Regions from separate parts of the Homo sapiens genome. Here region 1 is linked to region 2. A link is a loop called in an ENCODE intact Hi-C map of the cell type or tissue named here. Cell type or tissue: mammary epithelial cell. All regions are shown on one strand. Links, peaks and the distances in the headings refer to the core of each region. The heading gives the core; the rest is flanking DNA. Region 1 holds the start of FBXO3 (F-box protein 3). Region 2 holds the start of LINC02721 (long intergenic non-protein coding RNA 2721).

The links. Peaks named below come from ENCODE experiments on the same cell type or tissue, not always from the same donor. Only the 100,000 strongest peaks of a DNase experiment are listed, where the experiment ranks them.
Region 1: it touches region 2 in a loop (5-fold over the local background); 3 of 110 quality-filtered maps call a loop at or near these places.

What each region holds. Positions count from the first base shown.
Region 1 is chr11:33,771,544-33,786,237 of GRCh38, reverse strand. It overlaps FBXO3 (F-box protein 3), which reads left to right and starts at 11,718. Exons shown (of 11, transcript NM_012175.4): 1 at 11,718-11,844. The coding sequence starts at 11,741. FBXO3-DT (FBXO3 divergent transcript) reads right to left here and starts at 11,539. Exons shown (of 3, transcript NR_120550.1): 1 at 11,487-11,539; 2 at 10,875-10,984; 3 at 10,568-10,790. RefSeq lists silencers at 11,626-11,725, 12,186-12,255, 13,581-13,875 and an enhancer at 12,204-12,704. In mammary epithelial cell, for the core only: no CTCF peak of the experiment used is centred there; DNase peaks (open chromatin) are centred at 11,597 and 13,777; H3K4me3 peaks cover 1,817 bases; H3K27ac peaks cover 1,419 bases.
Region 2 is chr11:33,820,882-33,837,100 of GRCh38, reverse strand. LINC02721 (long intergenic non-protein coding RNA 2721) reads left to right here and starts at 14,727. Exons shown (of 3, transcript NR_183773.1): 1 at 14,727-15,107. RefSeq lists a silencer at 7,315-7,404. In mammary epithelial cell, for the core only: a CTCF peak has its summit at 7,385; DNase peaks (open chromatin) are centred at 5,690 and 7,410; H3K4me3 peaks cover 612 bases.

The sequences.
Region 1 (14,694 bases), core at 6,695-14,694, 54 kb after region 2:
TTTTCTTTTCCCACTTCAATAAGCTGATCTAAATTTTTGTTATTCTCTATGCAACCACCTTCTTCTAGATTAACAGTGCCAGTACAGATGATTTTATTTATATATTGATTTCAGCGTTTTCTTGTCATGTACTCAGGTGAGAAAATTCACACCTTTATATCTGATGGCTTTACAAAAAAATTTTGTCAATGACTGCATATGATAAAGCCTTTGTGCCAAAATGGGTTCATGGCTTTAAAAACATCACTAGAAATGTCTATTCAGGTTCCTTACACATTTTTTTCTTTCCTTCTCTTTTATCTTACCCATTTTTACAACTTAAAGCTTTTTTTTTTTTTGTGAGACAAGGTCTCACTCTGTCACCCATGCTCAAGTGCAGTGACACAAACATGGCTGAAGCCCAGCTAATTTTTTTTTTTTTTTGTAGAGATTGTTTTGCCGTGTTGCCCAGGCTGGTCTCTAACTCCTGGGCTCAGGCGATCTGCCCACCTTGGCCTTCAAAAGTGCTGGGATTACAGGTGTGAGCCACCGAGCTGGCCCCAAAACTTTTTTAATGTTTAAATTTTACCACTATATTAAGGAGGAGTTACCCATTTTTTTAATTGCCTTTTTTCTTCCTTCTTATTAGGGAGGGGTAAGGAAGAAGACTTGGTCAGCAGAAAGCAGGCCTTAATTGCTTTTTTGTTTGTTTGTTTCATTGCTATTGAGTTGTTTGAGTTCCTTATATGTATTGGATATTAACCCCTTGTCAGATGTCTGGCTTGCAAATATTTTCTCCCATTCCATAGGTTGTCTCTTTACTCTGGTGATTGTTTCCTTTGCTGTGCAGAAGCTTTTTAGTTTGTTTTAGCTACACATCATGAACTAAGAAGCTCTTTAGTTTGATGTAATACCATTTGTCTATATTTAATTTTGTCGTCCTTTTGGGATCAAATCCAAAATATCATTACCCATACCAATGTCTTGTATGTTTCCCCTATGTTTTCTTTCTTTCCTTTCTCTTTCTTTCCTTCCTTCCTTCCTTCTTTCAGCTGTCATCTGACCCCCCTATGTTTTCTTCAAGTAGTTTTAGGGTTCTTGGTCTTATGTTTAAGTCTTTTTTCTTTTCTTTTCTTTTCTTCTCTTCTCTTCTCTCTCTCTCTCTCTTTCTTTTTCTTGTTGACAATTTTCCTGAGCAAACTAATACAGGAATCTTTATGTTTTTAATCCATTTTGAATTGACTTTGGTATATAGTGTTGAAATAAGGGTCCAATTTTATTTTTCTGTTTGCCAAAATTCAGTTTTCCATATACCATTTATTGAATAAAGCTGTCTTTTTCTTTTTGGCAAAAAAAAAAAAAAAAACTGAGTGATATAAGGAATAAGGCACCATGGGAGCTATCCAAAGCAAAGTCAGCGTCCATGTTCATCAAGGTGTCCTCGATCTGAGTTATGAGAACTCTCCATCCATTCCCTGAAGTCTAAATGGGAGGAGGGTATTGTTGCTTGTGTTAATTAATTATTTCTTGTGTCTTAGCTTGGGCCTACCCTTGCATAATCTCAGTGATGTGGGGCCTGGAAGGCTGAACACTACATTTCCCTGATGCTTTAACAAGCTGAGTTGCTTTTAGATACTGGGAGGTACTCATAGAAGAATGGAAAGCAGGGAGCGAGGAGGATTCTCTCGCTGTTTTTCAGCTTCTGCAGGCCTTCCTCTGAAGGTCCTCAGGCATTCTGAACCCCAGCCCCAGAGTTCCCTTTCAGTATCCAAAGCATTAGGTATGAGGTTGTCCCATATCAAAGGTCCAAGTACCAAACAAGAGGCACCCTCTTCAAGTAGGTCCTCTCTTCATAGGACATGTCCTGTATTTACTGATTGTGTCCTGTATCCTGTGTTGACTTTGTCAGGATGCCCTAAATGCCCTCTATTCATATCTTTCAGTAAACAACAAAATATTGCCAGTTAGAGCTACTTTTCTGCCATAGTAGTTAAATCTTAAGTAACCTAAACGCAACATAACTAAAACCCATACCTCTGCAAATAAAGTCCATATGGTCTCTACTGCAGATTTGGCTGAGAGTAGACCAAAAGTGGGGATTCAGAGGAAAAAGTACTGATTTTTCATATTCAAGGAAGGAAAAGATGAGGCAGGGTGCAGTGGCTCATGTCTGTAATCCCAGCACTTTGGGAGGCCGAGGCAGGTGGATCACCTGAGGCCAGGAGTTTGAGACCAGCCTGGCCAGCATGGTGAAACCCCGTCTCTACTAAAAATACAAAAATTAGCCAGGCATCATGGCGAGTGCCTGTAATCTTGGCTACTCAGGAGGCTGAAGCAGGAGAATCGCTTGAACTCGGGAGGCGGAGTTTGCAGTGAGCCTCGAGATTAAACCACTGCGCTCCAGTGTAGGCAACAGAGAGAGACTTCGTCTCAAAAAAAAAAAAAAAAGGAAAGAAAGGCAAAGATGATTATTTGGTCCAAGTCTCAAGTCATGAACAAGTAACCAGCATTAATTAGAGATCACTTATGGTCTGAAAAATCAACCAGTGACAGACTCACTCTAATAACCACATATCTAAAAGTCAGTAAATCACTGATAGCCCCAAGCTTGTGAAATTCAGCCAGTGACAGCCAGCAGATATTCAGTATACCAGCTCATAATGCTATGTTGAGCATGTTTTCTCAATAATGAATGTTCAGTGGGCAAAAGAATAAGTTGGCTATGAACACTGTATAAACTGTTACAATGTAAATGCAATATAGACAGTAAATGCAAGGAATTTTATAAACAAATTCTGCAAAACTAAGAAAACTTAAGGAGAGCCAAATCATCAGGGAAGTATAATTAAATAAAGAGGTAGGTAATTTATGTGCTTCTTCAGTTATTTCAGATAAAGAATGATTTTTATCATGCTTTATGTGGTATTCTTATTTTATTTCAAAGTATATATGCATAGGCAAGTACAAATAATTCAAATTTAATTTTTTTGGGGTTTTTTTTCCATTTTAGTTCAGTTATTTCCCTTGTTTTTTGTTGGTGGTGGTAATGCTGATGGCAGTGGTGGTGTGTGAGCCTGTGTGTGCCTGTGTGTGTGTGTGTGTGTCTGTGTCTGTGTGTGTGTGTGTGTGTGCACTAAATCTGGCAACCCTACCTTCAAGGTTTTGAGCATCTGCTGTGTGTTACCTGCCATGAGATACAAGCACCAGCTGTGAGGTGTCCTCTTTCAGAGATCTCAACGCCAACTTCGTGGGACCTCTCTTGAGAGAGCAGAGCATTAGGCCCTCAGGGAGCCCATGGCTCCTCTTTTTAGCCCTGAGGTTCTATAACCAAAGATCTTTTCCCCTTTGCTTCCACAGCCCTATGGTGAGAACTATTTCTGGCAGTCTGTCTTTGTTCAGGATGCTGTAACAAAATACTGTAGACTGGATAGCTTATAAACAACAGAAATCTGTTTCTCGCAATTCTGGAGGCTGGGAAGTCCAAGATCAAGGTGCCAAGCAGATTCACTGCTGAGGGCCCACTTCCTGGTTCATAGATAGTACCTTCTAGCTGTGCCCTCACGTGGTAGAAGAGGCAAGGCAGCTTTCTGGAGTTCCTTTTATAAGGGCACTAATCCTGTTAATGACCTAATCACCTGTCCAAGGCCCCATCTCCCAAAACCATCACTTTGGGGGTTAGGATTTCAACATATGCAGTTTGGAAGGACACAAACAGTCAGACCATAGCACTGTCTTGATTTCTGGATTAGCTCAGCATTCATCCTTTGCTCTTTCAACCTTCCCATATATGTTTAACAATTCCTTGTATTAAATCTCTTTTGAAATACCTAGCATGGTTTCTGTTCCCCTAAAGTACTTGGATACTCTCAACTGTGTGCTATTCCAAAAAAGAGTGTGAGGAGAGAGTGTCCTCTTTCTGATTATACTCTCCTCTGCCTGTTCCTCAAGTCCTGGGTGCCTAGTTGTTTGGCCAAGGCAGAAGGTAGTATGGTGCTGTGTAACTTGTAGCCCAAAACAGCTAAACCTACTAGGCTTGTAGACATCATCAGGTCACCGATGGACAGACTGGCACAGTTGGCCAAGAGTATGAGCTTTTTCAGTAACAGTGGCTACTATGTGTGTTGATGAAAGAATTCCTGGTTGGGTATCCCTGGTCTTTTGGGTGGTTCCATTACTGTGGTGAGTTAGAGCATAGATTCAATGGGCTGTGGTAGGTAGACATGATGCCCATATATGCTTGATCAGTCTTTTCAGGCAGCTGTTTTCCTCTAGATTTTGTCACTTATAATCTTTTCAATGGGGAGATCCCATAATTATGTCCCAAAGGCACATAATTAATATGTGCCTTTATTAATTCAGTCTTTAGGTGGCCCATGGCCTGACTAAATAGCTAGGCTATTACTGATGTTTCTGTGTGTGATGGCCATGGGAATATGCCACTCAGATCTCCTGCTGCAGGTAGCACAGTTGACAGACAATGCCAGTCTGCGGCTCACCATGCTTTTGCATCAAAACCATACCTCCCCTGGGCTGCTCCTAGCCAATGGCTGAGCATGGCAGGGGATTAGTGCAGGCCAATTCTGTGTGTCTCTGGACTTTCTACCAGGCAGCTTTGACTCAAGGACTCTCCACTGGCCTGTCTGAGACATTCTCAGAGCTGCAGTCCAACCCGAGACTCTCCCTGCCAAATCCGCCTTCTTTCATCTTCTCTTTTCACAGGTGTCAGACCTGCATCGTGGTCTGAAGGCACTCCTTGCCTACTCCTGCTTCCTCTCTTTTATCCTTCATAAGACTTTCCTGCCCTCTGCCCAGCCCCCGAATATATCTCTCATGAATCTAATCCTATCTTCACATTTGTTTTTTGGAGAATCCTAATTGACATATTGTGTAAAGGTTCATTTCCATCAATCTGGGAGCAGTATGCTCTACAGCCAAGAATAGCACCTGAAGTTTGGCCAATTATTCAGCATGCAAGCGTTGTGAGCCTCAGCAATTTATGGCATTGGTATTCCATGGAATTTGCCCATCTCAGAGACAAGCTATTTCAACAGTGAACCATGCTTCTTGTCAGATGCAAGTCTTGTCAAAGAGGCCCCAATAGGCCAACAGCTTAGGTTTAACAGTAGGTGGGTCTCTCCATGTCTAATGGGTGGGCAGCCACCTGTTGTTCCTGAAGTTGGCTAAGGTATTGGGGACCAGACTTGAACCTTGTAGGTTCAAGTTGTAGGTGCCATTGGTTGTAAGTGCCATTTCCATATTGCTACAGAACTTTCTGGGTATCTCAGTTCGGACAGGACCCAATGCAAAGTGACAATGTCAGGTGGCAAAGTCATCATTTTTCCTTTCAGTGACATTCTCTTTTTCCAGAAGGGGCTAGTTTCAGGCACAGCAGCAGAAGAAAGTCCTTGCAGGCTTGTCCTTGGTAAGAAGGTGGAGTCTCATTTCCAAAGCCTGTAATCACTGTGTGATTGATCATTGATATCTGTAATTCCATCTGAATAAGATAGGAGGCTCCAGGACAAGGTTTGCTTTACTGATGCCTGGATCACTTTCAAGGCTTCTTGCCATAGGTGTCCCCTTCTCAAATATAGTTAATTATTGGGTATATAAAGCCTGTTGTGGAATTTCCAGGTATAAAGGGTGATGTTTCCAAAACAGGCCAATCAGAGGTTAGGCATTCATCCCAACAGCAGCTAGTGGCCACAAGATTAGAACTTTGACTTTAATAGAGGATAGAATGTCTTTTTGGACTGTCGCACAAGAAGCCCCCAAAAAAGATGGGTGGCTGAATTGTTTCTTCTTCCTTGGAAGCCCATTCATCTTTGGTCAGCTTTTCTAAGCTGGAATGCAGTGGAGTTCATGTAGTACATTCGGTGGTGAGGTCATCGAGAGAGTGGAATGTTTGGCCCCAACCAGCAGTTCTCATTTTGTCAGCATTTGTTCAGCTCTCTGACAATGTACAATGTACTCCTGGGGAGTTTGTTACAGTACTGCTTGCCTTGGTGGATAAGGGCAAGTGATATCAGTCAGAGACCTCTCAAGAAACAGACAAAACATGCAAAGGAACATAACTAAACAGAATTCAGTGGGGACAATACTAAGAGAGTTATGAACCAGATAAGGGAACCAATGCGGGACAGTGAGGTGCCCAGGGATTAGTAATGGGGTGGGGGAGGGAAGCCGTTACCAACCCTGAAAAAGCAAGAGGCACAGTTCTAGCAGCTGGAGGGAGGGAACAGTATCATCAGAGCTGAGTGAGCTGGAGGTAGGAAAGAGGGCGCTGACAGGAGCTGTCTCCACCGAGGAACACAGCCCCAACCAAAATCCCAGGAGGTGGAGATGTATAAATACCTGAATGTCACTTTTCTCTGCCATTGTTCTCTCTTTGTTATCTGGCTTTCTCTTCCAGAAGCCAGATAACAAAGAAGCCCAGGTGAAGGAGTACCTAAAGATCAGCCTCCTAGGGCATGGAGAAGGGTAGAAAAGGTATAAAGAGTATTTTTTCTTTTTTTTTTTAAGCATTAGCTGGATGTGGTGGCACAAGCCTGTAGTTCTAGCTACTCAGAAGGCTGGGGTGTGAGGATCGCTTGAGTCCAGGAGATAGAGACCAGCCTAGACAACTGAGCCAGACCTTGTCTTTAAAAACAAAAACAAAACAAAACAAAAAACAAACCCCAGCATTAATCTATCCAAGCCTGCATGCCAAGTACCACTAATGGCACAATTCTAGTTCAGCCACTCATGATATCAGACACTATAAGAATAGTGGCCACTGACATGTTTAAGCCTCAACAGGGTACAGTAAGGTTCCATATACCAGTGGCTTCCCCAGCCCTATGGGGCTACGGAACTGGTGGATAGTGTTGTTCAGCACTCTGGCCTCTATTACGTCTCAGATAAGAATACTGCATTTTCTCTCCACCTGGTAGGAAGCATTGTTTCAATGATGCAATCTTGGCAGGCTTCAGGATTACAGGCCATTCTTGGTCACATCCTTAGCCCCATATTAGAAGCCACCAACAGGGGACACTTTAAATGTATCTTATCAGAAGATCCACTCATCATGCACCCAGAAGGTTCCTATCAATTATACAGGCTGCAAAAAAGCAAGAGACATGTCACAGACAAAAACAAAGAAACCAGACATTGGTTGGGCAAATTCAGAAATATTTAAAGTATCCCTTAAGGAAGGAGCAGGGAACCAAGTCCTAGAACTTAGTGTGTATAGCTGCTGGAACTGTGCCTATAAATCTCTTATATCTGGTCCAGGCTTCCCGTTAGCCGTGAGTTTGTCTGTGGTTTTGCTGCATAAGAGCAGCTAAATCCATTCCAGATTTTTGTGTCACCCCATCAGCCTGGCTGCTTTTCTGAGTGAGTAGCAGTAGCAGCCCCTAATCTCCACTCATCCCTGCAATTTTATCCTTCTCCCTGTTTTCAGCCATAAAGCGTAATTCTCCTGAATATTCCTGGGCTCCACAGGGGCGGGTCTCCTTTTTACCAATCACTGGCAGTCTTGCGGCCCAGGGTTTTCCTTGGGTGTCACACTTGTTTGGGGGAATTAGTGCCCAGCAGTCCCACCATGATCCTCCCACCCTTTTATCTTCTGGGTTCCCAAATGCGAGGGCTGCCTCAGCACAACCAGGATTGCTGACACTGGGGCTTGGGTGACAGGGCCCCCTGGGAGAGAATGCTTTTGTCCCTGGGAAGGCCCAGTTGGACAATGGGCAGTTCCAAAAACACTTAGCACCGAGGCAAAGTGGAGTTTAACCTTCATGCGTGCGACTGCCTTTCAGGGGCCACAGACACACACTACCAATGCCATGTGGTATAAATACAACTTGGGTGGGGGAGGGGGATACAAGCAGAGAAGGAGGAGCATGTAAGCAACCCCATTTCCCCATCCCACCATCCATCCCAGCCCCCAGCTTCCCTGTCCCGCTGAGAAATGTGCCTAGGCTGGGTTCATCTCGCAGAGTTCGATACAGAAGGATCTTAAACTCTGTTTTACAAATGCTGAGGTGGAAGCCGGGGATTCGGGGCACCTCTAGGCTGCCATTTAGTAGGAACTTCTAGAGCATCCTGTTTTGCCTCCAAGCTAACTCAGATCTGCTGAGGCAGCGAGTTGCTAAACCATGAAAACAGGTGAGAAAATGAGTCTCCAGGGCCATTTGAATTTGCCTCTCCCCAACCAAACCGTTAGGGAGTGTCTGTCACTTTCTCAAGGGCAGGTATGGCACTGTGTTCAGCTTGATCTCTCACAGTCCTGAGCCCGGATGCTTGTACTTGATAGGAGTTAATGTCTGAAGGATTTACCTAAACAGCCAGTGGGAACCTCAAAGCCGATGAAACTACGATTGATTACCAAGAGGTAGGGTGTTGTTGCTAGGAGCTACTCATCATAAATAAGATGCCACTGGGGTTCTAAAGGAAACACGTAAGACTGTGTATTTCTCAAGCATTGTCCCTCTCTACTCCTGAGAAAAGGAGAAACCTTTTTTTTAAAAAAAAAATTCTACATCTGAACCCTTCTGTTAGAACCTTCTGATTTCTTTTTAAAAAACATTTATTTATTTATTTAGAGACAGGGTCTCATTATGTCGCCCAGGCTGGAGTTCAGTGGCACGATCACGGTTCACTGCGGCCTCGACCTCCTAGGCTCAAGCTATCCTCCCACCTCAGCCTCCTGAGTAGCTGGGACTATAGGCATGCACCACCATGCCTGGCTTTTTTTTTTTTTTTTTTTTTGCAGACACAGGGTCTCTCCAGTGTGGTCTGGAACTCCTGGACTCAAGCAATCTGCCTACCTTGGCCTCCCAAGGTGTTGGGATTACAGGCGTGAGCTATCACGCCTGGCCTTAAAACCTTCTGCTTTCTGATCTACCATAGAAATTAAAATGATAAGCAAATACTATTTTAGTGAAACTCTTTAGAAACCAGCTTCCAAAACAATGAGCAAACTTGGAGGGACTGTTTCTTCCACCCAAGCTTAGCCCTGGGGATGTGAATAGCCAAATTCTGGACTCTCTCTTCCTACCTACCCCTTTTCCAGCCAGTATTGGGGGCAGGGTGGCAGGGGGTGGGGGAAGGGCAATAGGAAGCCCCAGCCCAGGAAAGGGCTCTCCTGGGTCCTGCCTACCTGCATTGCTCCCCCAACCTCTACCACATGCCTCATACCATGCTGGGGAGAAAAGTGGAGCCTGAGCCAAAGCCACCTCTCCAGAGGGGCCTGGGCTAGTGCAGCAGGGGATGGCAACCTGATGGCACTTTGCAAGGTAGGAAGTGGCAGGGCTTAGCAGCCTGGAAAAGAGGTGCTGAGAGCGCATGGCAGAAGCTGTAAGCCCAGCCACATGGGAGAAGCAAGTCTTCCACCTGGCCAGACGCGGTGGCTCATGCCTATAATCCCAGCACTTTGGGAGGCTGAGGCAGGTGGGTCACTTGAGGTCAGGAGTTCAAGACCAGCCTGACCAACATGGTGAAACCCTGTCTCTACTAAAAATACAAAAATTAGCTGGGTGTTGTGGTGTAGCTATAGTCTCAGCTACTCAGGAGGCTGAGGTAGGAAATTGGCTTGAGCCCAGGAGGCAGAAGTTGTAGTGAGCCGAAAGCATGTCACTGCACTCCAGCCTGGGCAACAGCAGAGAAACCCCGTTTCAAAAAACAAACTAACAAAACCATAAAAAGCATGTATTTAGTGCTGCGCATTGTTTTTTCTTTTTGCATCAGGCTCTAATATGGCTTACATGGCACTGTGGGATCCTGTTTTTGTTTAAGAGTTTGGTATTTTGTTCACTGTGAATTTTTTTTGCATTAATTTTTATTTTTAAAAATATTGCATTAAAATGTTATTTATTTGATTATTCAGTTTTTTGGCACCTCTTCTTAAATTTGTGCCCCAAGCAAGTAGCTTTCTTGCCTCACCTTAGTTCTGGCCCTGACAGTTTGGTAGCTTCATACTTTGTCTTCTGCATTAGGTCATAGCTGCACCAAGTCCAAGTGCAATAGGACAGCAGAAGCAAATGCAGTGTACCTGAAACTCCTACCAGCTTTTGGATTTAAAACAGGTGGCCCATCTGAAGTAGAAAATGGAGACAAACATAAATCAGGATCAAATACCTTTACAAGCATTTGTCTATGTAAAAAGGTATGGTTCCCTTGTAAACAGAAATGATTATTCTGTCTTCATTCATCCATTCAACCTGAATTTAAACTTTCTAGTTGTTGAATAACTTGCTAAGCCCTGAAATTAGAAAGATGAGTCAGACTGAGAGTTTACAGTTTGACGAGAGAGACACAGAACAAGTACTTGAAATCCAATTCAATAAATGTTCTTCTAAGCATATGCATAAACAATTTGGAAGCACAGAGATGTAGGCAGAGTTTTTTGTTGCTGTTGTTCTGTTTTGTTGGCTGGGTGGCAGGGGTTATAACTATTAAGCAAAACCATAAATAGAAGGCATTAATGGTATGAAGAATGGAGGAAATGGATTTTTTTGGGGCGGGGCATATCACTTCCACTCTTCCAAATAATTGAGAGAAACTTTCTCCAGGATATGGAAATGTTTGGAGAACTTAGTGACTGATGCATGTATAAGCTTGGAAAATTAACATTTATTGAGTATCTGGCCAGGCACTTTACATAAAGCGTTATCGCCATCCTTAGTTCACCAGAGGAGGGGTGGTTTTAGAGATGAGGGACAGTCTCAGAGAACTTAGGCGTAACTACGCCAGCATTTCACTAGTAGTGAAATAAATGACGGGCGTGTGAAGTCCAGGTCTGTCTGGATTCCCCAAAGCCCCTTACACCATACTACCTTTGGAAAAGCAATGGAAAAGAAGAAATCAGGCAAGTGATGTATGGACCCATTATACTTCCCCCACTCTCATTTTAATATCACCTTGGCAAAGCTGAAGAGCAGACATCTTCGTGCCTCCATCAGTTATGCCCTCTGGGAGTCTCAGTTCATCCCTTCACACGCGGGATACTTAACTCTGCGGGATCTAAACCCTGGCCAAAATAAATTTTAAAGCTGGAAAAAATCCACACTGTACCCTTTGCATTGCCCTAATAGGCTGAAAATAGCCATGATAACCAAATTAAGGGACAGCGGCTGAGACTCAGACTCACTCCTTGTACACATTTTACTTAGGAAGGCGGGGAGGGGCGTGAAGTTAAGCCCTCAACAATTATTTCCTTAATTTGGGAGAAGGGCCTTCAGCTGGCGTCCCTGGCTGATTCTCAGCTCTGCTCTTGCTGAGTGGACAAGTCTCGGAGCGGCCCTGCTGTGTGCGGGGGACAAGCGGGGTGGGGAAGGCTGAGCGGGGAAAACGAGGGGTTCTCGGGTTGGAAAACAAAGAGAAGGAATGGATTTGGGGACCAAGGGCGTGGAGGAGTGTCAGATTTTGAGCGAGGCTTCCTGCATACTGAGTGTAAAATTTCGCAGGAGGAGTTGGGCAGACCGAGGCAGATTTGGCAACAAAAGGGTCCCGGGCTGGGCAAGTTTACGAACCGGGATGCGAGAACAGAGCTGGAGAGATTTGACGCGGAGCGCGAAGAAAGCGGGCTGAACTCGCACTGCGCCGCTGGCTCCCGGCTAGCGGGCGGGGTCTCCAGGGAGCCGCACCTCAGCCCACCCTGAGGGCGGGGCTGGCCCGGCGGTTACATAACAAACCTGTGAGAGCGGCTGGGGGCGGTTCGGGCGCTGGTGGGGGCGGGGCAGGGGCGGGGCCAGGGCGGGGCCAGACCTGCACCGGGCCAGGCAAGATGGCGGCCATGGAGACCGAGACGGCGCCGCTGACCCTAGAGTCGCTGCCCACCGATCCCCTGCTCCTCATCTTATCCTTTTTGGACTATCGGGATCTAATCAAGTAATGGGACGACACGCATGGCAGGGGTGGGGGCATGGGGAGAGGAGGCGGTGAGGCAGGGGGAAAGGGGGTCGGGGCCGCTGACAGGACCCGAGCTTCCGCGACACCAGAAGGTGACGCCAGGGCCGCCCTCATCCTGCGGAGCCACCGGGGACCGGGGCGAGACGGGGGCGGAAAGGGCCTCGCCCTGAGTCTTCCTCCTGTCCTGGGCCCAGGTATGAGAAGCGACGAGATATCTCTCTCCCAGGCCTCGGTGAGGCCCACTTGCAAGAGAAGGAGGTAGTGGCCCTCGTGCCGCACCGCCGCGCTCCGCGGACCCCCGCTGGCCCCGCAGGTGCCCGCCCGGTTGGGGTCAGTCCCTGCTGCTGTGTAAAAGCCCCTGTCCCGGCCAGGCGCTCTTCTCTGCTGGGTCCGGGGCCTGCGGAGTCTGGCGCCGGGGTGGGCAGGTGGGTGAGCGAGAGGAGAAGATAGGCAACCCCTTACTCCCCTGGCGCGACTTCCCCAGCGCCAGAATCGCTGTCCGGGCTCACTTTCGGACTTCAGTGCGTGAGAATTGTTTTGCTGTCAGCATTGCTCCTTACGGTTCGATGTTGGATTTTATGTTTTGGTACTGACTTCCGGTGATGCCATACCGGTGACTATCTTTTCTCCTGGACACCTTGGGTTTCCCACATTACTAGCATCTGTTCCAGAAATAAACACCGGTTGCTGATAAGGGTGGTTCAATGCCCAGTTTCTTCAGAACTTGGGACTGTCTGGGGTGGTGGAAGAAATGGCGCTGCCAGCCCGCCCCCCAGCTGTCAGGATTGTTTACACCCTTGACAGGGGGTGGCATGGCTGTGAGTTTCCTGTGCTACCGTATATATTTGCAGAGGATGCAAAGTCGCCCTCTTAGGATAGGTGGGCGAGATTTGTTTTGTGTTTGGATTAACCATTAGATTCTAGCCATTTGATGATTGTGCCCTGTGTTATTAGAGGTCTTTTTATAAATACAGATTTCTTGGAGCTACAGATAGTTGTTGGCCTAGCTAAGTGGTGATAGAGAGATACCTCAAGTTTTTGGTCACTACCTGTACTGGTCGCTACCTGTACCTGCTAGCAATTTTATTTTTCTAGAAAATACTTACAATTTAACTAACAGTCTCCAACTTTTGATTGCTGCCAGAGTAATCTTTCCAAGACACATCTGGTTGTCATTCTCCTTAAAACCTGTGACACCCCTATGTTTATAGACTATAACCTAAACTTCTGGGGCATTGAAAGCTCTTATCATCTGGCTTGTATATCTAAGGTCCTCCAGGACTTATTTCTCCACCACTATCACATTTGCACCATCCATTCTAACCAAATCAGACCTCTGCCAGCATACAACACACTTGCACTTTCTTTTTTTTTTTTTTTCCTGTGGCTCAAGCTCTCGACCTTGCCTGGAATGCCTTGCCTACCTCTTCTCAACTTGGCAAGGTGGAGAAGATGCCCTCTCTACCTTCTTCCTGCAGAATTGATTTGCCATGTCAGGTAGATGGCGTGCTTCTTGATTGTAAGGGCTGCCTTGCTTATCTTCCTATTCAAAGATTTTTTTTTCCCCGAGGGCTTGCTATGTGCCAGTCTGTTAAGTGTTGAGGGTACAGTAGTGAACAACGCAGATAAGGCAACTCTTATGGAGCTTACAGTCCAGTGGGCAAGCGCATAATTGCAAGAGGTACTAAGTGCTGTGAAGGAAATAGATTGCTCTGTTAAGGAATAGGAAGTGAGAAGTGATCAAATCGGAAGGAGCTGCCATATATGAAGCAGGGCATATGCAGTTCTGGCAGAGGGAAAAGTATGTTCAGAGATTGACGGGACTGCTGAACGGTACTGTTCAACAGCATGGCCTGGTGGAAGATACAGAAGGCTGGCGTTGCTGGAGGTAGGGAGTGACTCACAGACAGTGATGAGATGAGGGTGGTGAGATCATGCAGGACCTTGGGAACCAAGGTGAGGAAGTAAGAGTTTACTTTAAATGCTTTAGGTAGTAATCACAATTTTAAACAGAAGTGACATGATCCCTCTGTAAATGTCTGTGGAAATAAATTGAGTTGAATACCATTTGAATTTTATCTACAGAAAAGTATCCAGTGTATTGCAGCTTTTTTCCTGCACCATACAGCCCAATTTTGTCAAGGGTCTAGTCTAGTGATAAGCTCTGAAGTTTTTGGTATTATTTGCTGAACTGGATTGGGTTGGATTGGATTAGTACACTGGAATCATGTAGCATCAGTTGCCTAGTTTGAATTGAGATGATCTGATACCCTCTCCATTTCAGAGTGATTTATTCTGAAATGGAGTGAATAAATGCCACACTGTGCGTCAGAATGACCTGTGCATCAGAATGGCCTGTGGCACTTTTTAAACATACAGATGCCTGAGGTACAGATCTCAGTCCAAACCGACTGGATCAGAATCTCTAGAACAGTAGTTTTCACTCTCGATGTGCATTGAATTCATCTTTCATGCATATTCCAGATTCTTTTATGTCATTTAGCTCCTAGGGCAGTGGAGGGACAGGAATCAAGAAGAGGGTATGGAAACTGAATGCACAAAACTGGAGGGATTCCTATGTTTACAAAAGTTAATTTGGGCATCTCCTGAGCTTGGCAGAAAAGGATGAGGATGATGTTTCTGTAAAATCTGAAAATCAAACAAAGGCAATTTTGTTTACTATAGATGGTTTTTAACACACCTTAGTCATGGCCTTGACAAACCTGATGTGATTTAAGATTCTGTTGATAGCTATTGCCCAAGTGAGATCTTTGAATACCTACTTTCAATTAATATAACTTGTAATTTCTCTCTGGAAAGGATAGAGTC
Region 2 (16,219 bases), core at 4,051-12,050:
TATATTATATATATTTCAAATCTTTGAATTCTTAACACCATTGAAGTGCATTTACCCTCTGTTTATTAGTATTATGTGATAAGTACTGCCAACCCATTCTAACATCTTTATTCTTCAGTTGACACTTTTTTTTCATCCCTGAAGAATTTGCAATATAGAGAAAACACAGAAACCATTAAGGTAGAATAATAAGGGGCGTGGTCGGTTTGACATTGGTAAGAATTTATGGGCCGGGCGCGGTGGCTCACGCCTGTAATCCCAGCACTTTGGGAGGCCGAGGCGGGTGGATCATGAGGTCAGGAGATCGAGACCATCCTGGCTAACAAGGTGAAACCCCGTCTCTACTAAAAATACAAAAAATTAGCCGGGCACGGTGGCGGGCGCCTGTAGTCCCAGCTACTCGGGAGGCTGAGGCAGGAGAATGGCGTGAACCCGGGAAGCGGAGCTTGCAGTGAGCCGAGATTGCGCCATTGCAGTCCGCAGTCCGGCCTGGGCGACAGAGCGAGACTCCGTCTCAAAAAAAAAAAAAAAAAAAAAAAAAATTTATGAATAAGTAATTTCTGAAAACTTCCTACCTGTACTGATAGTAGTTAAATACGATGGAAAGTTAAAATTCTTATGTATACATTTTGTAGACAAATTTCAAATAGAGTGTTCTATGGACAAAAATTCAAATTACATAGCCAAGTACCTCGATAGGGAAAAGAAAATCTAGTTTAATGTTTTCTTTTTCTCTTCCACTTTTTTCTCAAGTTATGTCTGACATAAATATTGAAATTAAATCCACATCCTAATTTAGCATTTTTTGCCTCCTGATTCTATCTTCTCCAAAAATATATTCAGTAGTCTAATTGATTGTCTTTGATTTCCTTCCATGTTTTCTGATTCTGAAATTAATTTTAAAAACTCCTTTGTAGTATCTGAGCAAAAAATCAATGGTATTTTATCTCGGAACTTACATGTACATAACATACAAAATATATAATTAACAGACTGCTAAATATTATCAAGCATTAATATTTTTATTAACAGGATATGCACAACAAGCAATTTCCATTATAGAACTAGCCAGATCACGAAGTGGTAATCTCTAATTTATGTGCATGTAATTCATTTTGTGGATTATCTGAGTGTATGTCATTTGATGGTGATTAATCTAATAATGAAAGTTCTTGTAGATTTAAACGAGGAATTCAGGAATAGCTTTTGGGTGCAGCGAACACAGCAGATAATGTGAAATGCAGTATGAAATATTAATTAGCCAGAGCTCTAACAACAATAGGGATTTAAAAAACATTTAAACACTCACCTACCAATAGATAAAGTGATTTCTTGTTTAGAAGTAAAAGTTATTTTCAGATGATGTTAGACATGTTGATTTCGAATACTGACTCATTTTTCCTTTGTAAATGGACTCTGAACAAAATATAGTAAACATCTTAAAACAAGACACTTTACTGCCATCTGCCGGGAAGTTGTAAGAAACATACAAATCGTCAATCTTTCCAATAAACAAAATAAAAATAAACATATAAAAATTATCACAATAATAAAGCATCTCTGATATGAACGGCACCTTGTTGAATGAGGAGTGCTTGTGCAGTGCCCAACATAGATCATCATGCCTAGATTTTACTATAGCTGCTTTCAAGTCTCTGTCAGAGAAGAGAAATTCCAGTTGGAGAAACATTCTTGAGGTCCAGTCTGGTGTTGCTCATTCATACTGTTGGTAGAAAACAGGGGAGGGGCCACAGTCTATAATTCAACTTCTGCAGAAGGCTGTCTACTCTCGTGAGTCAGACTGGGAGCTGGAGACTTTCATCACTTGCCCCAGGACAGAAGGCAGAATCTTCTCAAGGGTAAATCCATTGACTCTGCAGAAAGTGGGAGAAGGGGAGGAGTTAAACCCAGGAAAACTTTTTAAGGGAAAAAAGACTTGTCCCTTAAATTAGGGAGCTTGCAGATGAGCCAGAAGGATCCCTAAAGAACTTTAAGTGGAGGTAGGGGAGGGAGCTTTACGCATTTTGATTATAATTCTTCAGTGCAAACTCACAACTTCTTACTAGAAAGGGTGACATGAGCTCTGGCATGCTTTGCTTAGAAACAATGGTCAAGAATCCATTACTATTTTCTATTCCCAGAAGACAAATTCTCAGATGGAAAGGTGGTAAGACATCACCCTTATACACCCTCAGGTACTTGAGGTAAATCTTAAATGAGTCTGTATTTCTTGTGATGCAAATAGCAAAACTTAATATTAAACCAATAACTAATGCAGGGCTGAATGTCTTCCATTACCTCAGACAGTACCTGGCCCACAAGTGGCACTATCCCAAAGTGCTAAGTGAGCAATGATGATGTAGAATTAGGGAAACCAGAGAAGACTTCCAGGAGAAGGTGCTAGATCTTGACAAGGGGGCAGAATTGAGTTAGATCTCGACAAAGGGGCAGAACATTAGCAGGCAGAGACAGCAAGGAAAGGCCGCAGAGGTGTATATAGCCCTATGAAAAGCAAGACTCATAAAGTGGACAAAGAACTCGAACCATCGAGTGGACACTGGAGACAGGAGAATGTCAGGACAGCATGGTGACAGTGTATAGTGAGGAAGCTGAGATGTGGCAGGGGCCACAGTTTTGACACTGTGCATGGAAGCCAATTTGCAAGGGAGAATAATGATTGAATGGGAGAGGAGGGAAGGAAAACTAGAGAAGAGGAGGTTAGTTAAGCTACTCTCTCTCTTAATTTTTCAGTAAAGTAATATGTATATGTATATATTTCAAAGTGCACATAAATATATATAGCTTGATGAATAATTGATTTATTTACTTCTAACAACATAGATTAATTTTCAGATCTACTTTTTTGAAAAGGAGTTTTAAAAGATGGTAAAAGGAGAAAAATGGGATGGTAGCTTGAGTGGAAGCATCAATGGAAAGGAATTTTTAGGGCTGGTCTTGGTGGCTCACGCCTGTAATCCCAGCACTTTGGGAGGCTGAGTCGATTGCACTCTAGTCACCCAGGCTGGAGTGCAATGGCACGATCTTGGCTCACTGCAACCTCTGCCTCCCAGGTTCAAGCGATTATCCTGCCTCGGCCTCCCAAGTAGCTGGGATTACAGGTGCCCACCACCACACCCGGCTAATTTTTGTATTTTTTAGTAGAGACAGGGTTTCACCATGTTGGCCAGACTGGTCTCGAACTCCTGACCTTGTGATCCACCTGCTTCGGCCTCCCAAAGTGCTGAGATTGCAGGCATGAGCCACTGCGCCCAGCCCATAGACAGTTGTGAGCACGAACACTGAGCCAGACACACTCCCTAAGGTGTTATATGGTAATTCATTTGCTCCCCATAATAATGAGAAAGGCAATATTTATACGCCCATTTTACAGATAAAGAAATTAGCTGTGGGACTTATGGAAGTTAACTTTTTGATGTTTCAGTTTCCTTATCTATAAAATGCTAGCATTTAGAACATTGATAAGATTCATAGAGCCCATTCATTAGTTCAGCAAATTTTACCGAGCCCCTACTATGTGCCAGGCACTATTCTAGGCACTGGAGAAAGAGCAGGAAAAATGTTTTATTAGAAATACATTATATATATATATGGTTGGTGCAAAGGTAATTGCAATTTCAGACCATGAATTTGAAATCATTATAACTAGGCTCAAACACATCTTTATTCGTAAGAATAGGAACCATTACAATCAACACATTTTTACCAATGAGAAATGTTTGCTTATTGCTGTAGTGTAAAAATCCATACTTCAACATTTGAACTCTTGGAAAGCATTTTCTGCATCCTGCTGGTTGTGGAAGCGTTTTCCTTGCAAAAAGTTGTCGAGATGCTTGAAGAAGTGGTAGTCAGTCGACGAGAGGTCAGGTGAATATGGCGGATAAGGCAAAACTGTGTAGCCCAATTCCTTCAACTTTTGTTCAAAGTGTTGGTTGTGTGACATACGGCTGGGCATTGTCGTGGAGAGGAATTGGGCTCTTTCTGTTGACCAGTGCCGGCTGCAGGCATTGCAGTTTTTGGTGCAGCTCATCGATTTGCCGAGCATACTTCTCAGATGTAATGGTTTCTCTGGGATTCAGAAAGCTATAGTGGATCAGACCAGCAGCAGCCCACCAAACAGTGACCATGACCTTTTTTTTGGCGCAAATTTGGCTTTGGGAAGTGCTTTGGAGCTTCTTCTGGGTCCAGTCACTGAGGTGGTCATCGCCAGTTGTCGTATAAAATCGACTTTTCGGCGCACATCACAATCCGATTGAGAAATGGTTCGTTGCTGTTGCGTAGAATAAGAGAAGACGACACTTCACAACGATGTTTTTTCTTTAAACTTTCACTCCGCTCATGAGGCACCCACTTATCGAGCTTTTTCATCTTTCCAATTTGCTTTCAGTGCCGAACAACAGTAGGATGGTCGACGCTGAGTTTTTCGGCAACTTCTCATGTAGTTGTAAGAGGATGAGCTTCAGTGATGGCTCTCAATTAGTCATTGTCAGCTTCCGACGGCTGGCCACTACATTCCTCACCTTCAAGGCTCTTGTCTCCTTTGCAAAACTTCTTGCACCACCACCGCACTGTATGTTTGTTAGCAGTTCCTGGGCCAAACGCACTGCTGATGTTGCGAGCTGTCTCCGCTGCCTTACAACCCATTTTGAACTCAAATAAGAAAATCACTCGAATTTGCTTTTTGTCTAACATCATTTCCATAGTCTAAAATAAACATAAAATAAACTAGCAAAAAAACATAAAGCGAGAAATGCCCATTAAAATGATGTATACGGTAACCACATTTATTTACATTCTTAAATGTAAATAAGAATTATGTTCTTAATTTTATCTTTTCTTGCCTTATGTTTTATTCCAATATCAAACGGAAAATTCTAACAATGCAAAAACCGCAATTACTTTTGTACCAACCTAATATCTATATATATATATATACACACATGAATAATTTGTTATATAATTTGATTTTTTTTTTTTTGAGACAGAGTCTTGCCCTGTCACCCAGGCGGGAGTGCAGTGGTGCGATCTCTGCTCACTGCACCCTCTGCCTCCCAAGTTCAAGAGATTCTCCTGTCTCAGCCTCCTGAGTAGTTGGGATTACAGGTATGCACCACTATGCCTGGCTAATTTTTGTATTTTTAGTAAAGATGGGGTTTTTCCACGTTCGCCAGGCTGGTTTCAAACTCCTGACCTCAGGTGATCCACCTGCCTCGGCCTCCCAAAGGGCTGGGATTATAGGCGTGAGCCACAGCACCCAGCCTAATTTGATTTTTTAAAAACCCAAATATAAGCTTCATATTTATTTCTGCAAAATTCCGTCTACTGGATTACACAGTGTCAATTACAGCCTAACTTTCAGTTGAAAAGCTAGAATCTTCAGAGATTCCCCCAGGGGCCATGGAGGATGGGCTGTTGAGGGTCCCTGATTTCCTCTGCTCTTCCAGAGAAGAGCCACCTGCTAGTCTTCTCCCTCTGAGAGAGAGATTAGGCTTCCATGGCAGTGGAGAAGGTAGAGGGGGCACGAGAGATAACTTCCTGAACACCTCTGCCTCTAACTTCCTACATTGTCCTCTCTGATCCTCATACAGCCAGGAGTGGTGAGTCAAGCAGGTGCTATTGTGCCTGATTCACAAGTGAAGTTACTGAGTTATAACGAGGTGAAGGGTCAAGTTCTAGGCACTTCTCCAACTGTAATGTACATGAGGATCACCTGGGGATCTTGTTAAAATGCACATTCTGATTCAGTGGGTTGGGTGTGGGGCCTAAGATTCTGTATTACTAAGAAGCTCTTGGGTGATGCTGGAGACCACGAGCCTCTCGGTGAAACAGCAGGTGAGATGCTTTAGGGCCAGTTCTCTGGATAGAGGTGGGAGTCGCAATCACATTGCCCCTAGCTCCTCCTGCCACTAAATTTGGCCACTTCTATTTGGAAGTTGGGAGAGGATTATCCTATTGCAGTACTGTGTCTAGAGGGGAAGGTGACTCATGTCCCCTGCTCCTTCCCCAGGCAGAACTCAGAGTTCTTTGTGTCTTGTCTGCTCCTTGCCTGAGCTTTTTGGCTATTTCTTTTTCTAAACTTGAATAAAATACAACAGCAAGAAAATAGCAATGACTCCTGTTGGAGTCCAGTATAGCTGAGATCACCTGATTTTAAGTCGGGCTCAGGTGAGGCAACTTGTTATAATGGAAAGCTTTTAGCTTCCAGAGTTAGACACCTGGGTCCAAATCCTGGTTCTGCCCCTTACAAAATATAAATAGAAGGAAAATGTACTTAAATTTCTTGGCTGGGTGCGGTGGCTCATGCCTGTAAGCCCAGCACATTGGGAGGCTGAGGCTGGTGGATCATTTGAGGCCAGGAGTTCATGACCAGCCTGTCCAACATGGCAAAACACTGTCTCTACTAAAAATACAAAAATTAGCCAGGCGTGGTGGTGCATGCCTGTAGTCCCAGCCACTCGGGAGACTGAGGTATGAGAACACTTGAGCCTGGTGGGTGGAAGTTGCAGTGACCTGAGATCGCACCACTGCACTCCAGCCTGGGTGACAGAGCGAGAATTTGTCTCTAAATAAATAAATAAATGAATAATAAATTGGCCTCAGCTAAAGTGGCAGACTTCCATCCTGACCCTTACTCTGCCCAATAACCCCACTGGAGGGCAGCCCATTTCAGGTTACCCTGCAACATCACCAGAATTCTCAGAATGCTCAGTCTGCAATTCCAAGTTATTCCAAAGCTAAGTCAGTCTGATGTTCTGGGAAGAGAAGCTGAAAGCCCAGCACTTAGGGGAAGTTTGGCCTCCAGGGCATCCCTACAGGTTGTACTCACTGATGGGTGGCATGGTGTGGGGGATGATGGGAACTCAGTTGGGTCTGAGGACAGAACCTCCCTATCCCTTGATGTTAAGTTAGCCAGAGCACACCACCACCAGCCCACATATGATGCTAAACCTCCTTTCCCAGGCAGCCCACACCAACTTCTTCCAGGAGTCGATGTTTCCTATGGAAAATGGATTAAATAAGAATCTCCTTGAATTCATCAGACAGCCCTGAACTCTGATGTCCTGTTGGTCCTGATCTTGACTCCACCTCTCTCCTTGAGGGAACTGGTGTTCTATGGCTAGGACAGACTCGAATCTGAGACTGGGCACATCTGGGGCTCCAATCCACATGAAGTGAGAGAATAACCGGATAAAAAGTGAGTATAAATTGCCATGTCCAAAACAAAATCAAAGCCAGGCTTTCTGGAGTGGAAAGTGCAGAAGAAACTTGTAAAGGGGAGGCCAAACCTAGAGCTGACCCTCATATTCGTGGATTTGCCTTTGTGTTTTCTCATTGGTTTTCCTGCCACCACCATTTTGGCCACACAGGGGCACTGCTTACCCTTGCTATTCTCTTAACTCCTTCTAAGGAGTCTGCCTCAAGACTGAAAAGTTCGAATAGGACCTTAGCAAATGCCAAGATGACATGTAAACTCAAAGCAACATGGGTTATAAGCATGGCCATGAAGATGCCGAGATCATAGGGTCCAGAGCTCCCCAGTTAACCCAGTTGCGCCGCTGAAAGGGGCAGAACTCAATTCCTCTTGGTGGAACTCGGGAACAAGAAGGGAAATGAATGCGGAGAAAACCAGGATCCAGGTAATCTGATTTCCAAAGGGCCGTTCTATCGCTGCGGCTTGGGGTTCCGCCCAGGTGTCCGCGGGTCCAGGTGTGGGGGCCGCCCCCTCCCCCCGCCTTGGGAGGCGCTGGGACCTGGCTCCGGGACCGCCTGCCGCGCTGACAGGGACGGGCAGCTTTCGAAGCCTGGCTCTTTGGAGGCTCGGTGTGGGGAGTCCCTGGCTGCGGCCCTGGGCTGCAGGGTCACCGCGAGCCGAGCTGGGGCGCCGAGGGGGAGGCACCGACGCCCCGCTTTCGGGACATCGCCGGCCACTTCGTCCCGCGCGAAGGCGAGGAAAGGAGGAGGGACAGGAGGGCGCAGTGGAGGCAGTGACGAGGGGCCTGGCTTGATGCCTTTGTGGGGACCCGGGGAGAGGGGTGGTGATATTAGGTGATGCCCGGGGTACGGGGACCCAAGCCCGGGCCCAAAATTCTCCTCCGCCCCGCTGCGGGGCTCCAGGCTGGCTTTTGAGGCGCCTCCCGGGGACCTCGCGGGATCCCAGGGCCGGGTTTCGTCCAGCGGCTGCTCAGGAATGGGGTCCTCCAACTCGGAGAGGAGAACAAGATCCAGCCAGCCCCGCAGAACAGCAAGGGAGGCCCCTTCCCAAATGCAACGCAGAGAGGGCTTGTTCTCTGCACGGAGACTGATCATGGATTTGACGCTATCTTAAAATGAACATATTACCTACACTAATCAGAAGACCATGTTTTACTTGGCTACATTTACCCAGTAAGAGCCGTACAGTTTAGTTGAAAGATAGTAGCATATGTAGCTAATAGTCCAGGATTCGGGTTTTAGCACCTTTTCTTATAACATATGTGCAGTTTAAGTCTGCGAGCCTTGTTTTGACAATGATGATGAGGAGGATTAATAATAGTTATTAATAATAGTATATAGCAGCTCCTTTTATTGAGCACTTTCTGTGGACCAAGCTCTGTGTTAAGCATTTTACAAACACTAATTTTTTCACTGAACTCTTAAAATTTCCCTGTAAGATTTATTCAGGGACTTTTAGCTTTAAAAAAAAAAAAAGTCATCTTTTCATCATGCAATATATATCATACACCATTATATATGCATATATACATATATTTGGTTGGTATTTCATGATGATTGTGGAAACCCCACAACTTAGAGCTCAGCTTCCCATTGTCTCACTTGGGGAGGCAGCAAGTTGCAACAGAAAGAACTTTAGAGTCAGACAGACCCAGTCAGTCAGCCCCTCTGAGATTGTTTCAACACCTATAAAGCATGTTGAATGTGGCTCCAATGTGAATTGGGGAACTTTCAAAAAATTTTCTTCTTAACAGACTGGGGCCTGGCATCAAGGCTGCTTTGGTTAATATTCCTTCCCCTCCATCCTTTATGCTGGACATGGGTACAGTCTCCATCATCCTGAACCCCCTGTCTAAAGACCTTAGGAGGGATTGTTTTTCTTAAAATGGTCTGGAAGCCTGCAATGCAGGGTGTCAATTTCTTCTGGGGAAGCCTCTTGTCTTCAAGATAAAATGATATCTAGTCACTGAGGAACAGTTTAAAGATATTTTTAAATAAAGCGAAGAAGTTCTAATTATATTAGCAGTATGAAGATAAGTTAGAGCAATAAAGACCTTATTTGGAAGTACCAGCGTAGAAAACAAAGTCTCCGAGGAAGTGACTAGACATAAAGATGCAATCACAAGGCTTGAAGAATCAACCAAATGCAAGGAGAAAATCTGCAGATTAAAAACACAGGAAAAGAGAAAGAAGAAGACACTAGGAAAAAGAGATTGGAAATAGCTCAACATTGGACAAGGTCTTTTGTAAAACACTAAGAGGAGAAAGAGTCCTGAATGAAGCTAACCAGAGCTGGAGAAGCTTAAAGCTGGATTTTCTTTTGTTCAGAAAATATAAGCTTGACTTCAAAAAGACAGATGGTGGGTGTCTCTCAGAGACAATCTCTAACAGAGCTTGAATCTGATGAAGAATACCTGATGTGGAAAGTGAGCAATGAGGTTTTTGGTGGGCGTGAGTCAGAAGAGCAAATACAAAAGCAGGAACCTTGTCGGGTTCTCTTTCCCCACGCGAGGGCCCAAGCTTTGATTCAAATTAATCTTGGCATTTCAACAACACTTAGAGGTATTTTATGAGCCAGAGCAAAAAGTGAGGGATCTGAGAAAAAAGATGATTTGGGGAAGAAAAGAGCAGATGCTCATGACAAATGTTGGTGAGGATGTGAAGAAATTGGAACCCTTATACGTTACTGATCAGATTGTAAAATGGTGCAACCATTTGGAAAACAGATTCTTGGTGTCTTGGAAAGTTAAATATTGAGTTGCTATATGATCCAGCAATTTTACTCCTAGGTACATACCCAAGATAATTAAAAACATATGTCCACACAAAAACTTGCATAAATACATGCAAGTTTTTAATAATATTTATAGCAGCTCTGTTCCTAATAATCAAAAGGTAGAAACAACCTAAATGTCCATCAGTGAATGAGTGGATAAACAAAACTTGGTATATCTATACAATGAAATATTATTTGGCAATAAAAATGAATGAAGTACTGAATATGCTACAACAGGAATAAACCTTGAAAACATTATGCTAAGTAAAAGAAGTCAGACACAAAAGGCCACCTATTGTATGATTCCATTTATACGAAGAATCCAGAATAGGCAAATCTAGGGAGACAAAAAGTAGTAAAATATACTGCTAGGCCATGGCAGGGGCTGAAGCAAAACTTGTTTTCTTTGTAACTCAGATACTCTTTGGGAGAGGCTTTGGGTAAGATAAGGTCTGAAGACAAGAGCAGCCTCTGGGGACCGAGCTGTTCCCTGGGACATGGCAGTTAAAATTACTCCTCTCAAGATTTGATCCAATTCATCTTAGCCTTCAAAGGGAGGAATGGGTGTGTTGAACATTCGTAACATTTTTAGTTCGTGTTCTTTTTCATCAAAGCTTACTTCCAGAAGGAGAGAGAAGTCAGCACACAGGCAGGTCATCTCAGTTTTTGATAGTTTCTAGAACTCTGCCCACTCAGGGATGGACATGTCATCTGTGTACTCATTGTTCATGCTACTCCAGCACCCACACACATCATTTCCATGAGAGCTGGGACTTTGTCCATTTTGTTCACAGCTCTATACAGAACAGTGACTGGCATGTAGGAGGTACTCAACATTTATTTTTAAACTGAGAGGTTGATTATATAGGCCCATTTTGTTGTTCCCAAAAGACACACTTTATTTTGCATGCAGATTTATTTTTGTAATTGTATCTTCAAATATACAGTAAAGGTCTTAAATTGTGAAAGAGTCATGGGTACTACTGTGACTATCAAGATGTGAAGGGTTGAGGCCTGGGCTGGAATTTGGATCCTGTGGAATGAGAACATCCAGCTGTGGGAATCCATCTGAGGCCAGCAGCCCAGAGCCACAATTTCAAAATAAAGAAGGAACACAAGAAATACCCTCATATCTTTGTATAACCATTTGCTGCTACCAGTCAGATTAGAATTAGTGCTCAAAGGTAAAGATAAGCGAATCTAAACAAAATTGACAGTCCTTTAGCCAGCCTACAAAAAAAAAAAAAGAGAGACGATCCAAATAAATAAAATCAGAAATGAAAAAGGAGACATTACAACTGATACTGCAGAAATTCAAAGGATCATTAGTGGCTACTATGAGCAACTATATGCCTACAAATTGGAAAATCTAAAAGAAATGGACAAATTCCTAGACACATACAACCTACCAATATTGAACCAGAAAGAAATAAAAAACCTGAACTGACTAACAACAAGTAATGCGATCAAAGCTGTAATGAACTCTCCCAGTAAAGAAAAGCCCGGGACTCAGTGGCTTCACTGCTGAATTCTACCAAACATTTAAAGAAGAACTGATACCAGCCAGGTGTGGTGGTTCATGCCTGTAATCCCAGCACTTTGGAAGGCAGAGGAAGGTGGATCACTTAAAGTCAGGAGTTCAAGACCAGCCTGGCCAACATGGTGAAATTTCATCTCTACCAAAAAAAAATATAAAAATTAGCCAGGTGTGGTGGCAAAATACTGCAGTCCCACTACTGGGGAGCTGGAGGTGGGAGAACTGCTTGAACCCAGAAGGTGGAGGCGGAGGTTGCAGTGAGCCAAGATCACGGCACTGCACACCAGCCTAATTGACAGAGTGAGACCCTGTCTCAAAAAAAAAAAAAAAAAAAAAGAGAGAAGAAAAAAGAAAGAAAAAAGAACTAATACTAATCCTACTCAAACTTTTCCAAAAAATAGAGGAGAAAGGAATACTTCTAAACTTGTTCTATGAGGCCAGTATTAACCTGATACTAAAACCAGAAAAAGACATATCCAAAAGAGAAAATTATGGGCCAATATCTGATGAATATCGATGTAAAAAATCCTCAAGAAAATACTAGCAAACCAACTTAAAAAATACATTAGAAAGATAATTCATCATGGCCAAATGGGGTTTATCCTTGGGATGCAAGGATCGTTCAACATATGCAAATCAATCAATGTGATACATCGTATCAAGAGAATAAAGGATAAAAACCATATGATCACTCCACTGATGCTGAAAAAGCTTTTGATAACATTTAGCATCCCTTCGTGATAAAAACCCTCAAAAAACTGGGTATAGAAGGAACATACCTCAACATAATAAATGCCATATATGACAAACCCACTGCTAATATCATACTGAATGGGGAAAAACTGAAAGTCTTTAAGATCAAGAACATGATAAGGGTGCCTACTTTCACCACTGCTATTTGACATAGTACTGGAAGTCCTAGCTAGAGCAATCGGACGAGAGAAATAAATAAAGGACATCCAAATTGGAATGTAAGATGTCAAATTATCCTTCTTTGCAGATGATATGATCTTACATTTGGAAAAACCTAAAGACTCCACAAAAAACTATTAGAACTGATAAACAAATTCAGTAAAGTTGCAGGACTATAAAATCAACATACAAAAATCAGTAGCATGCCTATATGTCAACAGTGAACAATCTGAAAAAGAAATTTAAAAAGTAATCCCATTACAATAGCCACACATAAAACTAAATACCTAGGAATTAACCAAACAAGTGAAAGATCTCTGTAATGAAAACCATGAAGCATTGATGAAAGAAATTGAAGAATACCCCAAAAATGGAAAGATATTCCATGTTCATGTATTGGAAGAATCAATATCATTAAAATGTCCATGCTATCAAAAGCAATCTATAGATTCAATGCAATCCCTATTAAAATACCCAATAATGTCTATTTCAAGACATTCTTCACTGAAATAGAAAAAAAAAAAAAAACATCCTAAAGTTTATATGGAACCACAAAATACCCAGAATGCCAAAGCTGTTCTGAGATAAAGAACAAAACTGGAGGAATCACATTACCTGACTTCATATTATACTGCAGAGCTATAGTAACCAAAACAACATGGCACTGGCATAAAAACAGACACATAGACCAGTCGAATAGAATAGAGAGCCCAGAAACAAATCCACACACCTACATTGAACTCATTTTTGACAAAGGCCCCAAGAACATACACTGGGGAAAAGACACTCTTTTCAGTGAATGATGCTGGGAAAGCTGGATATCCATAGGCAGAAGGCTGAAACTAGACCCATTTCTCCTTCCATATACAAAAATCAAATCAAAATGGATTAAAGACTTAAATCTAAGACCTGAAACTATGAAACTACTATAAGAAAACATTGGGGAAAATCTCCAGGACATTGGTCTGGGCAAAAATTTCTGGAGCAATACTCCACAAGCACAGACAACCAAAGCAAAAATGGACAAATGGGATCACGTCAAGTTAAAAACCTTCTGCACAGCAAATGAAACAATCAACAAAGTGAAGAGATAACCCACAGAATGGGAGAAAATATTTGCAAACTACCCATCTGACAAGGGATTAATAACCAGAATATATAAGAAGCTCAAACAACTCTGGAGAAAAAAAAATCTAATAATCTGATCAAAAATGGGCAAAAGATGTGAATAGACATTTCTCGAAAAAAGACATACAAATGGCAAACAGGCATATGAAAACGTGCTCAACATCATTAATCATCAGAGAAATGCAAATCAAGACTACAATGAGATGTTATCTCACCCCAGTTAAAATGGCTTTTATACAAAAGACAGACAATAACAAATGCTGGTGAGGATGTGGAGAAAAGGGAACCCCCGTATACTGTTGGTGGGAATGTACATTAGTACAATCACTATGGAGAACAGTTTGAAGCTTCCTCAAAAAACTAAAAATAGAGCTACCATATGATTCATCAATCCCACTGCTAGGTATATACCCCAAAGAAAGGAAATCAGTATATTAAAGAGATATCTGCACTGTCATGTTTGTTGTTGCACTGTTCACAGTAGCCAAGATTTGGAAGCAACCTAAGTGTCCATCAACAGATGAACGGATAAAGAAAATGTGGTACATATACACAATTGAGTACTATTCAGCCATAAAAAAGAATGAGATCCAGTCATTTGCAACAACATGGATGGAACTGGAGATCATTATGTTAAATGAAATAAACAAGGCACAGAAAAACAAACATCACATGTTCTCACTTATTTGTGAGATCTAAAAATAAAAAAAAAATTGAATTCATGGAGATAGAAAGTAGAAGGATAATTACCAGAGGCTAGGAAGGATACTGAGGGTGTGAAGGGTAGGTAGGGATGGTTAATGGGTACATAAAATAGTTTAAAAGAATGAATAAGACCTAGTATTTGATAGCACAACAGGGTGACTAGAGTCAATAATAATTTAATTGTACATTTAAAAATAACTGAAAGAGCATAAATAGACTGTTTGGAACACAAAGGATAAGTGCTTGTGGGGATGGATACCCCATTCTCCATGATGTGATCGTAACTCACTGCATGCCTGTATCAAAACATCTCCTGACCTTGTAAATACATATATGGGGGGACACCTATAATGTACCCACAAAAATTAAAAAATAAAAATAAGGGGAAGGTAGGGTGGCCATCATGATGGTCAAGCAGTGACAGGCTGGGGCCAGGGTGACAGTTGGCAGTTGGAATGGGGGAACTGTGAGGAATCTGAGAAGGTTGGAAGTCAGCCCTGACCAGAGGGGATGGGATGTGAGAGACGGATGTCAGGTGGCATGAGGCAAGGGAAGAATTTCAGAGGCAGGAAGAAAGTACACATAATAGCTCCCTGAGCAGAAACAGAAATGGGAAGGGAATATGATCTGAGAGAGAGTTTCATCTGCCTTTACAATGCCGGAGGCAGAGATTGGCACACAAGGACAGGGTCTTGTCTTCTGGTAGCTTGTCTAATACAGGACACAGGCAAGCTCACAAGAAACTGCCTCGTAGGGCTGAGTGAAATTTGCTGATAGAGCTGCAGAATCACATTCCTCAAAGACAGGAAGGAGCTTAACGTAAGTTTGGGTTCTCTGGACCTGAGATGAAGGCAGGGCGTCAGGAGGAGGTGGCCAGCCAGTCTGGGGGGTTTAGGGCAAACTGAGAAGGGCGAAGTGAGTCGGGCACTGAGATTTATGAAATAAACGCACCAAGTTGTGTGAATAAATGATCAGGGAAAGAGAGAGTTGCTTGAGGAGGAAAGAGAAGCCAAAGACCCTGGATCACTCAGAGAACTGGAGACAGCATGGGGGCTTGAGCCAAACTGCCGGGATTTGTTCTGTCCCTTGTTGCTTGTGTGTTCCTGGGTCATTATCACCTTCCCTGTGCCTTAATACCTCCATCTGTTAAGTGGGTACTATTATAGTATCTATAGCAAAAGCTACATAAATTGATAAAGTAAAATGGCGGGATGTTGCTTGGTTCATAGGAAGGGTTCCATCAATGTTAGCCGGCCTCAGTGCGTTAAGAGGGACAAAAGAGAGGCTGTAAGCCACACTGAGCTAGTGCAGCGTCACTGAAGTTCTAGTACGGAGAGGGCTTTAAGAAGTAGAACGGGGTCAGGATGACCATGGGGAACACATAGTGTGCACATGAATGCATTATTTCATTAATTCTATGCAACTCTGTGCGAGGAACTACTATCTGCCCAAGTTTACGGATGAGGAAACCGAGGCTCATAAACAGAAAGTGACCAGCACCAGGTGGCTTAGCCAGACACATGCACAGCTGGAATTTGAATCTACGACTGTACAGTCCTACAACCCATGCACCCACACTGCCCTTTAGGAGCCACCCAGCAGCATGAGGGGAAGGAACAGGCTGGCCCTGGCAGTGTGGGGCTGTAGCCAGCTGTGCAGATCAAGTGGGCAAAGAAGAAACGATGTGGCAGATGTAGGTCACTCATCTTGAGACCTCTGGTCAAGAATGAGGGGCCGGGCATGGTGGCTCAAGCCTGTAATCCCAGCACTTTGGGAAGCTGAGGTGGGTGGATTACCTGAGGTCGGGAGTTCAAGACCAGCCTGACCAACATGGAGAAAAATCCATCTCTACTAAAAATACAAAATTAGCCAGGCGTGGTGGTGCATGACTGTAATCCCAGCTACTGGGGAGGCTGAGGCAGGAGAATCAC